Regions from separate parts of the Homo sapiens genome. Here region 2 is linked to region 1. Evidence: read pairs that join two places in POLR2A ChIA-PET (ENCODE). Cell type or tissue: HepG2. All regions are shown on one strand. Links, peaks and the distances in the headings refer to the core of each region. The heading gives the core; the rest is flanking DNA.

Region 1 (8,105 bases), core at 1,622-5,621:
TTCCAGCACTTTGGGAGGCTGAGGTGGGCGGATCACCTGAGGTCAGGAGTTCGAGACCAGCCTGGCCAACATGGCAAAACCCTGTCTTGAGACAGGGCTGATATCTCTGGAAATGGTAGGTGGGAATAGACAGGGTATGAAAAGCTTAGCAGTTTTAACTTTATTTTATAGGCAATTGCTTCTCAGCCTTTTGGCTAAGATCAAGTGTAGTGTTCTACATGCAATTGGAGTGCCATCAATGGTTTGAACAGGGAAGCATCATGATCAAACCTGTGTTTCCTAAAGATAACTTTGGAAGTAGTTGTTTAGGATAAGGCTTGAGGGAAAGAGGGAACTGGGAGGGATGAAATTTACATATCAGAATTCAGCTGGGGGAAAAAATTAGCTTCTTCACTTTTTTTTTTAAACAGGGTCTTGCTCTGTTGCCCAGGCTGGAGTGCATAAATAAGCACTGCAGCCTTGAACTCCTGAGCTCAAGGAATCCTCTCCCCCTCAGCCTCTCTAGTAGCTGGGATTACAGGCACACACCACCACATCTGGCTAATTCTTTAGTTTCTTTTAGAGACAGAGTCTCTCTGCATTGCCTAGGCTAGTCTGAAACTCCTGGCCTCAAGGGATCCTCCCACCTCAGTCTCCCAAAATGCTGGGATTACAGGTGTGGGACACTGCACAGGCCTGCTTCTTTACTCCTTGTAACTTACTTTTTCTTTCTCTCTTGACCCCATTCCTCAGGCCAGGTGCAGTGGCTCACGCCTGTAATCCCAGCACTTCGGAAGGCTGAGGCAGGCGGATCATCTGAGGTCGGAAGTTTGAGACCAGCCTGACCAACATGGAGAAACCCCAGCTCTACTAAAAACACAAAAAAATTAGCTGGGCATGGTGGTGCATGCCTGTAATCCCAGCTACTTGGAGGCTGAGGCAGGAGAATCGCTTGAACCCGGGGGGCAGAGGTTGTGTTGAGCTGAGATTGCGCCATTGTACTCCAGCCTGAGCAACAAGAGCAAAAACTCTGTCTCAAAAAACAAAAAATAAAAGACCCCAGTTCCTCTAATGGTTACGATGAGGTGACGACTTAAGCTTCCCAATTGAAGCTAATTCTGGCCAGGTGCAGTGGCTCACACCTGTAATCCCAGGACTTTGGGAGGCTGAGGCAAGTGGATCGCCTGAGGTCAGGAGTTCAATACCAGCCTGGCCAACATGGTGAAACCCCGTCTCTACTAAAAATATAAAAATCAGCTGGGTGTGGGCCGGGCATGGTGGCTCACACCTGTAATCCCTGCACTTTGAGAGGCCGAGGTGGGTGGATCACAAGGTCAGGAGATCGAGACGATCCTGGCTAACATGGTGAAACCCCGTCTCTACTAAAAATATAAAAAATTAGCCAGGTGTGGTGGCGGGCGCCTGTAGTCCCAGCTAGTCGGGAGGCTGAGGCAGGAGAATGGCGTGAACCCAGGAGCCAGAGCTTGCAGTGAGCCGAGATCGCGCCACTGCATTCTAGCCTGGGTGACAGAGTGAGACTCCATCTCAAAAAAAAAAAAAAAAAAAATCATCTGGGTGTGGTGGCATACGCCTGTAATCCCAGCTACTCGGGAGGCTGAGGCAGGAGAATCACTTGAATCCAGGAGGTGGAGGTTGCAGTGAGACGATATCGCACCACTGCACTCCAGCCTTGGCGAAAGAGAGACTCCGTCTCAAAAATAAATAAATAAATAGGCGAATTCTATTACATCTAGCTTTAAAAAAATGGCGGGATTGAGAGTTGTTAACTCAGTTTTTGCTGAGAAATTACAGTCGTTCAAATGTAAATTGCTCAGTCTTCCAAATATCCCCTAAAATCTCTCCTCCAGAGAAGGCTTCCCTTCCTCCCTTCCAAGATAGTAGCTGAGAGCAGTAAGGCCCTACAGAACCTCATGGCCTTGTGGGAAGGGCTGCTGCTGTACACGTGCTCTCCAGCTGAGCTGCCTTCTCCTACTTATCTCCAGGCATTGGCTTTGGTTCTCTGCCTCTGCTGCTGAGGCATCATGGGTGGCATGAAGCACAATGTGTTCCCTTCGCTTGGGAAATGCACAGCCCTGTTCCCCCCGGAATGCTGCCACCTCCTCCGTAGTGACTTGGCTCCACCTCTCCTCATACTGGTTCTGCAGATCTTCTGAGGTCAGGCTGCAACTCCCAACCAGTCACCAGCTTGGACTCCTCTACAGATGACTCTGTACCTCTCTCTCCATGATGACCCTCAGAGTAGAGACTGCAGTGCACCATCTAGATTTGCCCTTTAGATCTGCCAGGAATGTTGGGCACAGAAGTCATATAGCTGAGTTCTTTCTCAGGTATACCCCTCCTGGAGGGGGGACGGGAATGCATCTAATGAGTGGTCAAAATAGGGATACAAGGATTCAGCTCCCTTGCCTCAATTCGGAACTATTTATTTATTTATTTGAGATGGAGTCTCACTCTGTCACTCAGGCTGGAGTACAGTGTTGCGATCTCAGTTCACTGCAACCTCTGCCTCCTGGGTTCAAGCGATTATCCTGCCTCAGCCTCCCGAGTAGCTGGGATTACAGGCGCATGCCACCATGCTGAGCTAATTTTTTGTATTTTTTAGTGGAGACGGGGTTTCACCCTGTTGGTCAGGCTGGTCTTGAACTCTTGACCTCAAGTGATCCGTCTGCCTTGGCTTTTCAAAGTGCTGGGATTACAGGCATGAGCCACTGCACGCAGCCATTTGAGAGCAATTCTAAAAGACTATCCCAGCTTCAGAGCTCCCCACGGGATCAATGGAGGCCTTTATTAACAGTGCCAGAGCTCAGTTTCTCTCTCTGCTTAGTCCTTACTCCCTTACAGTTATAGTTGCCAAGAGCAGCTCCCTGTAACCTCCCTAGGTTGCCACCTAAAGCCCTCATGTCTCCTCCAGGGAAGTGTCTGAAAATTCACTGAAAACCAACTGACTAAAGGTAGATTCATTGGAGAAAAGGCATAAAAACATTAACATGCATGGGAGGAAATTACAGACTGATCACCCAAAAAACAGTGCAGTCCAGAAGCTCCCCTTTTTTCATAAGGGAGGGGGGAGATGGGAATTGTAGACAATTCTTTGAAGGGGTAGTAAATCATTAGGGAGAACGAATGGCGTTGGGAGGCCACCAGTACAGAAACGTAAGGAACAGAGGTTGCTTCACAGGAACAAAGGTTGTCTTATTATGCAACTAAAGTTCCCCGCTGCGGGTAATCTCTTGGAGCTACCCGCATAACAGAGGAAAAGTCAGCCTCGGCATGGTGATGACTTGAGTCTCTTCTCTCATGGTTGATCATTCCTGGTTAGTTGATGAGATCCCCAGGGAGGGAGTCTTAAGACAATTGCATTTAAGCGTTCTTAGAAGTCAGATAAGCAAATTCCAGAGAGGGTCCCTTCTATTGCTTCTTCGGGAAAAAGGACCAGAGCGACAGGGAGGTTGGGGCAAAGAACAGAGAGAGACATTGGTTCTGGGACTTATTTCTGAAGTGAGGAGAGCCTCTGCCCGGCCGCCCCACCATCTGGCAAGTGAGAAGCGCCTCTGCCCAGTCGCCGCTCCGTCTGGGAAGAGAGGAGCGCCTCGCCCGGCCGCCACACCGTCTGGGAAGTGGCCCCTCTGCCCAGAGGCCACCCTGCCTGGGAAGTGAGGAGCACCTCTGCCCGGCTGCTGTGCAACCCTCCAAGTGTGAAGTGGCTGCCGTGTGTGTGATCTTTCTGCCCTCCCCAAGTTTTCATTTTTGACATTAAAGTTTACTTTTAAATTTTTTTTAAAAAAAAGAAGAAAAAGGGAGCCAGAATGGGGACTTTTCGGAGCAGCGCAGAGCAACGGGGAGGAAGACGCAGGATTGGTTACCTGTGTTTTCCTTTTTTGCATGACAGCCCTCACTGACACAGCCAGACCTGAGGCAACCCTTTCAACCCACCTAGGGAAAAGAACATGTTTCTGCCTTCAAATGTACTTGTTATAAACTTTGCCCCAGGAGGCAAAATGAAATTATAGCCAAGCCTACACATCAGTGAGCTGTATTGTGATAGAAAACATCAAACAACTCTTTTGTACTTTGGATTTTGATTCACAGTAAAACTTTCCACTAGAAATCAATATTGACTTCTCATCACCTGCAGGTCAATATACCTTAATGAACCTTGGTGTCACCTCCCCTTTCTCTACTCTTTTTACTCCTAGAGACTTAGAGAGCTCAGAAGACAGGAAGATGTGGGAAAGTTTGGAACTTCCTAAAGACTTGATGAATGGCTTTGATCAAAGTGCTGATAGTGATAAGGATGATGAAGTCCAGGCTGAGGTGGTCTCAGATGGAGATGAAGAACTTCTTGGGAACTGGAGTAAAGGTGACTCTTGCTATGCAATGAGACTGCTGGAATTTTGCCTCTGCCCTAGAGATCTTTGGAACTTTGAACTTGAGAGAGATGTTTTAGGGTATCTGGTAGAAGAAATTCCTAAGCGGCAAAGTACTCAAGAGGAGGCAGAGCATAAAAGTTTGGAAAATTTGCAGCCTGCTGATGCAATAGAAACAAAAACCCCATTTTCTGGGGAGAAATTCAAGCCAGCTGCAGAAATTTGCATAAGTAACGAGGTGCCAAATGTTAATCACCAAGACAATGGGGAAAATGTCTCCAGGGCCTGTTAGAGACCTTCACAGCAGCCTCTCCCATCTCTGGCCCAGAGACCTAGGAGGAAGGAAATGGTTTCTTAGGTCAGGCCCAGGGACCCCCTGCTGTGTGTTAGCCTAGGGACTTGGTGCCCTGCATCTCAGCCACTCCAGCTGTGCCTAAAAGGGGCCAAGGTACAGCTCAGGCCATGGCTTCAGAGAGTGGAAGCCTCAAGCCTTAGCAACTTCCATGTGGTGTTGAGTCTGTTGGTGCACAGAAGTCAAGAACTGAGGTTTGGGAACCTTTGCCTAGATTTCAGAGGATGTATGAAAATGCCTGGATGTCCAGGCAGAAGTTTGCTGCAGGGGCAGAACCCTCATGGAGAACCTCTGCTAGGGCAGTGAGGAAGGGAAATGTAGAGTTGGAGTCCCCACACAAAGTCCCCACTGGGGCACTGCCTAATGGAGCTGTGAGAAAAGGTCCACCATCCTCCAGACCCCAGAATGGTAGATCTACCAACAGCTTGCACCATGCGCCTGGAAGAGCTGCAGACACTCAACACCAGCCTGTGAAAGCAGCCAGGAGCGGGGATGTAACCTGCAAAGCCACAGGGGTGGAACTGCCCAAGGCTGTGGGAGCCCACCTGTTGCATCAGCACGGCCTGGATGTGAGACATGGAGTCAAAGGAGATTATTTTGCACCTTTAAGGTTTAATGCCTGCCCTATGGATTTTGGACTTTCATGGGGCCAGTATCCCCTTTGTTTTGGCCAATTTCTCCCATTTGGAGTGGGTGTGTTTATCCAATGCCTGGACCCCCATTGTATCTAGGAAGTAACTAATTTGATTTTGATTTTACAGGCTCATAGGCAGGATGGACTTGCCTTGTCTCAGATGAGACTTTGGACTTGGACTTTTGGGTTAATGCTGGAATGAACTCAGACTTTTTTTTCTTTTTTTTTTTTTTATTTTGAGACAGAGTCCCACTCTGTCACCCAGGCTGGAGTGCAGTGGTGCAATCTCGGCTCACTGCAACCTCCACCTCCTGGATTCAAGCCATTCCCCTACCTCAGCCTCCCAAGTAGCTGAGATTACAGGCACCTGCCACCACACCTGACTAATTTTTGTATTTTTAGTAGAGACAGGTTTCACCATGTTGGCCAGGCTGGTCTCAAACTCCTGACCTCAGTTGATCCACCCACCTCTGCCTCCCAAAGTGCTGGGATTACAGGTGTGAGCCAATGTGCCCTGGAATGAGTTAAGAGTTTGTGGGACTGTTGGGAAGGCATGATTGTGTTTTGAAATATGAGGACAGGAAGTTTGGGAGGGGCCAGGGGCAGACTGATATGGTTTGGCTGTGTCCCTACTCAAATCTCATCTCAAATTGTAGTTCCCATAATCCCCATGTGTCGTGGGAGGGACCCGGTGGGAGGTAATTGAATCATGGGGGTGGTTACTTCCATGCTGTTCTTGTGATAGTGAATGAGTTCTCACGAGATCTGACGGTTTTATAAGCGTCTGGCATTTCCCCTACTTGCACTCATTCTCTCTCCTGCCGCCCTATGAAAAGGTGCCTTCCACCATGATTGTAAGTTTCTTGAGGCCTCCCCAGCCATGCAGAACTGTGAGTCAATTAAATTTCTTTCCTTTATAAATTACCCAGTCTTGGGTATTTCTTCATAGCAGCATGAGAACAGACTAATATACCTCCTCAAGTCCTGTCTCCTCCAGGAAACTTTCCAGAAGACAGCACCCAAAGCCCTGCTTGTCTCAGCCATCCATTTGTTGGGCCTCAATACTGCCATGTGGTGCCATGTGCATTTAAAGTGGAGATGTCTGAACTCCTGAACTGGACCACACACTCCTGGGTCTTAATTTGTCTTTGTACTTCTTAGTACCACTTACTGCACACTATGCCTGGTGCTCGGGAGGGGCCAGTGAGCATCTGAGGATGGCTAGTCAAAAGGGTGTCAAGTTCAGGAAGTGTTTATTTAGTGTCTACTCTGTGCTGTCTGCTGTGAGAGGCCCTGTGACACATGTCCCCTTGCTTTCAGTCTATTTAAACTGCTCCTGTGTGCTTGCTGGCTACTGCCTGGGCACAATGCACAAAGTTAAGGCTTCTGTGTTCTTACGAGGCAAAAATTAGTCCACTTGACTCTTAGGAAAAACGAAAACAAAGAACTCAGTCTCCTGAGTCTCAGCAGCAGCCAATTACTTAAAAAGTGCTGCTTGAAGAGGATTTCAGTCAAATTCCCCACTTTCGGAATGTCCATCCCACTGCCTGTCATTACACCATTATAGTCTCATTGTCTTGGGCAAAATGTTTTACTTCTCCTCTGTGGTCCTTTCTAAAATGCAGCACCTCCCCACCTTCCCAGTGAGTATTAGGCCTTATCAGCTGACAGTAACTGGGAATCAGGAAGAATGGGACACAGGACAATATTTATGGAATGGGGAGAACAGTCCAGTTCCTTACCTGGCTCACAATACCCGTCATGCTCTGGCCCTTGCCTGCCTTCCCAGCTTTATCTCTCATCACCCTTGCCATTGTAACACTAGAATCGTGCAACACCCAACATCTTTCATGCCCTTCCCCATTCCCTGCTCTCATTTGCTTTCTGACCTTTGCTTTAAACATGTTGCACCCACTCCTTTGACTGCCTAACTCCTATTCATTCTTCAGATTTCATTTCAGACATCAGTCCTCCAGGAACACTTCCCCACTCATCTCAGTCAGAGTTTGATGGCCCAGCCTCATATCCCCATAGTTCCTTGTACTTCCTTCATTGGAGCATATTATGCACTGTACTACATGTATTGCCTGTATCCTCCGGTTAACTGTGAGCCCCCAGGGCACAAGTTCCATGTCTGACTTTTGGCTATGACACTGCCCAGCATAATAGTCACTCAACAAATACAGCATGAATCAGTAAACAGGGCTTGAATGAACAGATGAATGTACTAGGGACAGAGTTTACCTCCTCCACATGTTGTGAAAGACTTGCCTTGCTTGAGACCCACACGGTTTTTCTAATTCCAGAAAAGTCAATTTTTAAATTTTATTTTTTATTTTTTTATTGAGGTGGGGTCTTACTCTGTCACCCAGGCTGGAGTGCAGTGACGCAATCTTGGCTCACTGCAACCTCTGCCTCCGGGATTCAAGTCATTCTCTTGCCTCAGCCTCCTGAGTAACTGGGATTACAGGTGCCTGCCACCATGCCTGACTAATTTTTTGTACTTTTCATAGATAGGTTTCACCATATTGGCCAGGTTGGTCTCAAGCTCCTGACCTCAAGTGATCCACCCACCTCGGCCTCCCAAGGTGCTGGGGTTACAGACATGAGGCACCATGCTCGGCCCCAGAAAAGCTCTTTTTAAGAAATGTAAGGTACTAGATATTACAAAGGACTCTGAGAATGTGAACAATTCCATGAGCCCATACCCAAGCCTCCATGTACAATTTAGAGCATGTGTCATTTTCTTCTG
Region 2 (6,056 bases), core at 912-4,911, 230 kb before region 1:
CTGTAATCCTAGCACTTTCAGAGACCGAGGTGGGAGGATCACTTAAGCTCAGGAGTTCAAGACCAGCCTGGGCAACAAAGTGAGACCCTGTCTCTATTAAGAAAACAAAAACAAACCAAAAAAACAAACAGAAGACATCATCTTGAAAATGTCATAAATCACAGGTTGTCCATCTCAAGAAGGAATGAGAAAGGATGTTTCAGAGTACAGAGGAAACTGGTTCTCTACTTAGAGGCAAGAGAAAGAAAACTGACCCTACTCATGTTCAGAAATCTTGGAAAAATTCTTTGCTAACTCCTCCAGAAGCAGGAAGTAGAGGAAAGATCAAGGACTTCAGAATTTGACCCTCTGGGTACAACCCAGCTCTCTCGCTGTCCAGCTGCATGACATAGGGCATCTGCAAGACCAGCTAAGCCTCAGTGTCTCCATCAATAACATAGTATGGAGGGTTTCTGTATGGAGTAAATAAGGTATTGCTGCCAGAGTCAATTGACTTTTCAATTTTTTTTTTTTTTTTTTGAGATGGAGTCTCACTCTGTCACCCAGGCTGGCGTACAGTGGTGTGATCTCAGCTCTGCAACCTTTGCCTCCCGGGTTCAAGCAATTCTCCTGCCTCAGCCTCCTGAGTAGCTGGGATTACAGGTGCCCGTCACCACATCTGGCTAATTTTTGTATTTTTAGTAGAGATGGAGTTTCACCATGTTGACCAGGCTCATCTCGAACTCCTGACCTCAAGTGATCCACCCACCTCAGCCTCCCAAAGTGCTGAGATTACAGGCATGAGCCACCACGCCCAGACCCCTTTCAGTCTTTATATTACCCAATCTCTCTGCATCATTTGACACTGTTGACCAATCTCGTCTTCTGGAAACACTCAGATACCTTAGCTCCGTTATACCCTGCCCCTTGGTTTGTCTCCCTTCTCTGTCTCTTCTGCAGCTCTTTGATGTCAGTGCTCCTTGGGGCTCCATCTTACACCCTCTCGACATTGCACTTCACAATAGTATTTATTTACTTACCAATTTACTGACTATTTAACAAGTACTGTATACAGTAAAAAAAATAGCATCCTAAGTGCTTTACAAAGGTTAAACCATTTAATCTTCAAGTAACCCCATTAGGTACGTACCATTATTGTTCCCCCTTTACCAGTGAGGAAACTGTGGCTCAGGAAGATGATGTGCCTTTGACAAGGTCATGGTTGGTAAGTGGTGGCAGCAGAATTGCAACTGTACGGCGCCCTGACTTATTTGCTAGCCTGGCTCCCTTGGATTTTTCTTTTAATTGGAAGGTCTACCAACACCAGGCCCTCATTCACATGTGAGCAATTCGCTCCAGCTACGTTGCAGTTGGCCCTCTTGCTCACCTTACCCAGCCTGCTTCTCTCACCAAACACCTGCCTGAGCTCTGTAGACATCAGCCACATCAACAAGTCCCAAAGTTTTATCTCTAGACTAGACTTTTCCCTGAGCTCCGTGTCCTTATATCTTTTTTTTTTCCCCCCTAAAACGGTGTCTTGCTCTGTTGCCCAGGCTGGAGTGCAGTGGCATGATCTCGGCTCACTGCAACCTCTGCCTCATGGGCTCAAGCAATTCTCCTGCCTCAGCGTCCCAAGTAGTTGGGATTACAGGTGCCCACCACCATGCCTGGCTAATTTTTGTATTTTTAGGAGAGATGGGGTTTCACCATGTTGGCCAGGCTGGTCTTGAACTCCTGACCATGTGATCCACCTGCCTCAGCCTCCCAAAGTGCTGGGATTACAGGCATAAGCCACTGTGCCCAGCCCAGTGTCCTTATATCTAACTGTCCACTGAACACTTGGATGTGTCACAGGCAGCTCCAACTCTACATACCTAAGATATTTCCCTCTCTCTTCCTGTGTCTCCCATCTCAGACAATGGTTCTGCCACCCACCCCATATTCAAATCTGAAACCTGGGATTCACAGGGGACTCCTCTCAGAGCCCTGATGATTTCTCTGCACCTCTATGCCTCCATCACTGGCCTAAAGCCACCAGAATTTCTTTCCCGATTACTGCACCATCCTCCTCCCTGGCCCCAAAGCCTCCAAACCTGCCCTACTCAAACCCCTTCTCCAAAACCAGACTGATTTCTCAAATTGAAAAAAAATAAAAATAAAAAATAAATACCTAAGACCTTTTAAGCCCAAATCCTTACCAGGGCCTTCAGTGGTGCTCCTGACCTCACCCCCAGTGACCTCTCTAGTCTCATCGGGTCACTCCCTGCTCTATATATCACATCCCAGTGATACTGGACAACTCCCAGCACCTCTAATGTGTCACGATCCACGCTTTCCTCTGCTGGAAACACTCCCACCCATGCCTCTTCACTTAGCTCATGCCTGTTCCTCAGGTATCTCACCTCCTCTGCAAATGTGTCCAGGTTAGGCGCTTGCCCTGTGTATTCCTACCTCCTACTGTCATGACCGCTTGGCACATTTTATTGTAATCGCCTGTTTAATTGTCCACCTCCCACCCCAGAATATAAGCCCCAGGATGGCCACAAGAGGTATCTATCTTACCAGCCCCCACACCCTTAGCACATGGTCAAGACACACAATACCTATCATTAAATGAGTGAATGATTATAATAAAGTGCCTGGCATAGAGGAGGTGCAATAAATGGCACAATTATTATTATCAAGCATAGAGATGGCTAATCAAGCAGGTAGTGAGCGAATTGTGTTTTGAATTGAGCTGCTGCCTCCAGCAGTATCATGCTTAGTAGGGACAGAACGGAGCCTACGCCTGTGCTCTGGGTTCCCTCTCAGCTGGGTCTCCCCAGCAGTCCCTACCCTGGGGCTCAGCATTCCCATATGGCAGGTGTAGGATCACTCCAAACCCCAGATACGAGGCCAGGCCATCTGGAGTCTCTTCCTTGCCATGCTGCTAACCCGCTGGGTTACTTCACCTCTCTGTGTCTCAGTTTCCTCATTTGTCAAATAAGAAATGTGGAGGACCAGTAAAAACCAAAGTGATTGGGAAAGTATAAAGTATTATACAAATATATACCCCTGATACCTCAGAGAAGGTTTTCTGACTTCTTCAGCTGAAAGCACTCAAGCCCCAAGAGGTTCAGAGCAGAGCCAAGTCCCCTGATGGCCAGTACAAAGAGGAGGAGAAAGAGAAGGACAGCAGAGGGTGCTCTCTGCTGGATTTCCCCAGCATGCCAGCTTCCCACTGTGCAGATAAAGCAAAATCTGATAGGAGCGGGGAGGAAGTGGGCTCAGGCTCCAGGAGTACAAGTTGGTATGCAAGCAAGTCATTCCAAACGCCGCCTCCACACAAACCCTCTGAGCTGCAAATTATTAACCTGCTTAACTCTATTGCAGAAACAAGCGCTGCTGGGGGTAAGGTGGGGAGGAGGGTGACAGAAGTCTCCTTCATGCCAAAGGTCCCTTTCCAGGAGCAAAGAGGCTTTCCTCTCAGCTTCTCAGCATTTCTTATTTACTTCTAATAGTAAATCTTCTAAACCAGTCTTGCAAATAAAGTCTAATCTCTCAACCGGAGGCATTAATGATTCATCACATGAGGGATTTCAGCCAGAAGACCAGTAAATAAGGATCCTGTCCACACACTCCACGGCTTGGGTATCTGGAAGAGCACAGCTGGGTTAGTCAAAAAAATAATTAATGTATTGGCTGGCACATTTTTGCAGAATTTATCACACTTGTCTAAACATCCCCAGACAATTCATCACTATTGCCACAAGGAGCCTGGAAAAATCTACTGCCTGATAAACCAACTGTAAACCAGCTGGTTTATACTCACATTTATCAATTTATAACTGAAAACCTCCTTGACAAATCTGTGCAGAAAAAGTGAAGCATGGAGAGGGAAACACATACATTGCCTCAAAGCAGGTGTAGGATTGTGGTTAAGAGCATGAACTCAAGTCCGAGTGTCTGGATTTCAGTCCTGCTCCATGACTCCCAAGGATGGTGACTTTACCTATCTAAGCCTCAATTTCCTTCTCTGTAAAATGATCACAAAACCTCGTAAATTAGGCTTATTCTGAGCATTAAATTATCCAGGAACAGCACTTAGCACATAGAATGTGTGGGGAGAGCATGAGGCGTGGGTGATAAGGAGTTTTGGTGATGAAGAAGAGGAGAGTCCACAGGCTACCAGAGAAGTTTAAAACTAACCCCTAGTTAGTCTGCTGACCATGTCTACAACTACCCACCCCACAACCCCACAACCCCACAACCCCATGGAGGCAAGGTGCCCTCACTCATGGTGCTTACTTCCAGAACCAATTCCAAAACAATTCATACAAATTCTGGAAACACCAAACATATACAGTAAAAAAAAAAAAAGTCTTAAAAATAAGTAGTCTATAGGAATACATTTAACGAAAGAAGTACAAGACATGTACTCTGAGAACTGCAAAACATTGTTGAAAGAAATGAAAGAACACGTAAATAAATGGAAAGACATCTCATGTTCATGAATTGGAAGACTTAACATAAGATGGCTATGTTCCCCAGAGTGAACCACAGATTCAATGCAATCCCTATCAAAACCACAGCAGGCTTCTTTGCAAACATTGTCAAGCTGACTCAGAAATTCACATGGAAATCCAAAGGACTTGGAATAGTGAAACAATACTGAAAAAGAACAAAGTTGTAGGATTCTCACTTCCCGATTTCAAAACTTACTACAAAGCGCTAGTAATTCAGACAGTGTGTGGTACTGACATAAGGACAGACATATAGATGAATGGAACAGAACTGAGAGTCCAGAAATAAACCCATGCATTTATGGTCAATTGATTTTCAACAAAAGTTGCCAGACAATTCAGTAGGGAAAGAATAGTATTTTTAAACATACGTGATTGGAATAACTGAATAGCCACATGCAAAAAAAAAAAAAAAAAGTCGGACAGCTTACCTTCACACCCTATATAAAAATTAACAAAAAATGGATCACAGACAATCTAAAATGTAAGACTAAAACTGTGAAACTGAGAAGAAAACATAGGAGTAAATCTTCATGACCTTGGATTAAGCAATGGTTCTTAGATACGACACTAAAGGCACAAGCAACAAAAGAAAAAAATAAATAAATTGGGCCAGGCGCAGTGGCTCATGCCTGTAATCCCTGCACTTTGGGAGGCCGAGGCGGGTGGATCACCTGAGGTCAGGAGTTCGAGACCAGCCTAGCCAACATGATAAAACGCGTCTCTACTAAAAATACAAAAAATTAGCTGGGCATGGTGGTGCGCACCTATAATCCCAGCTACTCAGGAGGCTGCAGCAGGAAAATCACTTGAACCCAGGAGGCGGAGGTTGCAGTGAGCTGAGATTGCGCCACTGCACCCCAGCCTGGGTAACAAGAGCATAACTCTGTCTCAAAAAACAAATAAATAAATAGGACATCATCAAAATTAAAAACGCTTGTGCTTCAAAAGGCACCATCAAGAAAGTAAAAAGACAACCAACAGAATAGGAAAAATTATTTGTAAATCATGTATCAAGAATATGAAAAGAGGCCAGGTGTGGTGGCTCATGCCTATAATCCCAGCACTTTGGGAGGCTGAGGCAGGAGGATTGCTTGAGACCACGAGTTCGAGACCAGCCTGGCCAACATGGTGAAACCCCGTCTCTACTAAAAATACAAAAATTTGCCAGGTATGGTGATGCGCACCTGTAATCTCAGCTACTTGGGTGGCTGAGGTAGGAGAGTCACTTGAACCCAGGAGGTGGAGGTTGCAGTGAGCCGAGATCACGCCACTGCACTCCAGCCTGGGTAACAGAGTGAGACCCTGTCTCAAAAAAAAAAAGAAAAAAAGAAAAAGAAAAAGAATATGTAAGAACTTTTACAACCCAATAATAAAAAGACAACCCTGTTTAACAATGGGCAAAGGGCCAGGTGCGGTGGCTCACACCTGTAATCCCAGCACTGTGGGAGGCCAAGGAGGGAGGATTGCTTGAGACCAGGAGCTCGAGACCAGCCTGGCCAACATGGAGAAACCCCATCTCTACAAAAAATACAAAAATTAGTTGGGCATGGTGGCACGTGCCTATAGTCCCAG

Evidence for each region. Peaks named below come from ENCODE experiments on the same cell type or tissue, not always from the same donor. Only the 100,000 strongest peaks of a DNase experiment are listed, where the experiment ranks them.
Region 2: POLR2A ChIA-PET joins it to region 1 with 5 read pairs; 5 of 35 experiments call an interaction of 5 or more read pairs at or near these places.

The regions. Positions count from the first base shown.
Region 1 is chr2:44,057,131-44,065,235 of GRCh38, reverse strand. No RefSeq gene overlaps it. Among named protein-coding and RNA genes, the nearest start is that of LRPPRC, 65 kb to the right of the region's middle. RefSeq lists enhancers at 2,973-3,546, 4,382-4,917. In HepG2, for the core only: no CTCF peak of the experiment used is centred there; a DNase peak (open chromatin) is centred at 3,185; H3K4me3 peaks cover 1,331 bases.
Region 2 is chr2:44,288,966-44,295,021 of GRCh38, reverse strand. The region is part of intron 4 of SLC3A1 (solute carrier family 3 member 1); the gene reads right to left. Among named protein-coding and RNA genes, the nearest start is that of SLC3A1, 17 kb to the right of the region's middle. In HepG2, for the core only: a CTCF peak has its summit at 3,167 (motif pointing right); a DNase peak (open chromatin) is centred at 3,231; H3K4me3 peaks cover 299 bases.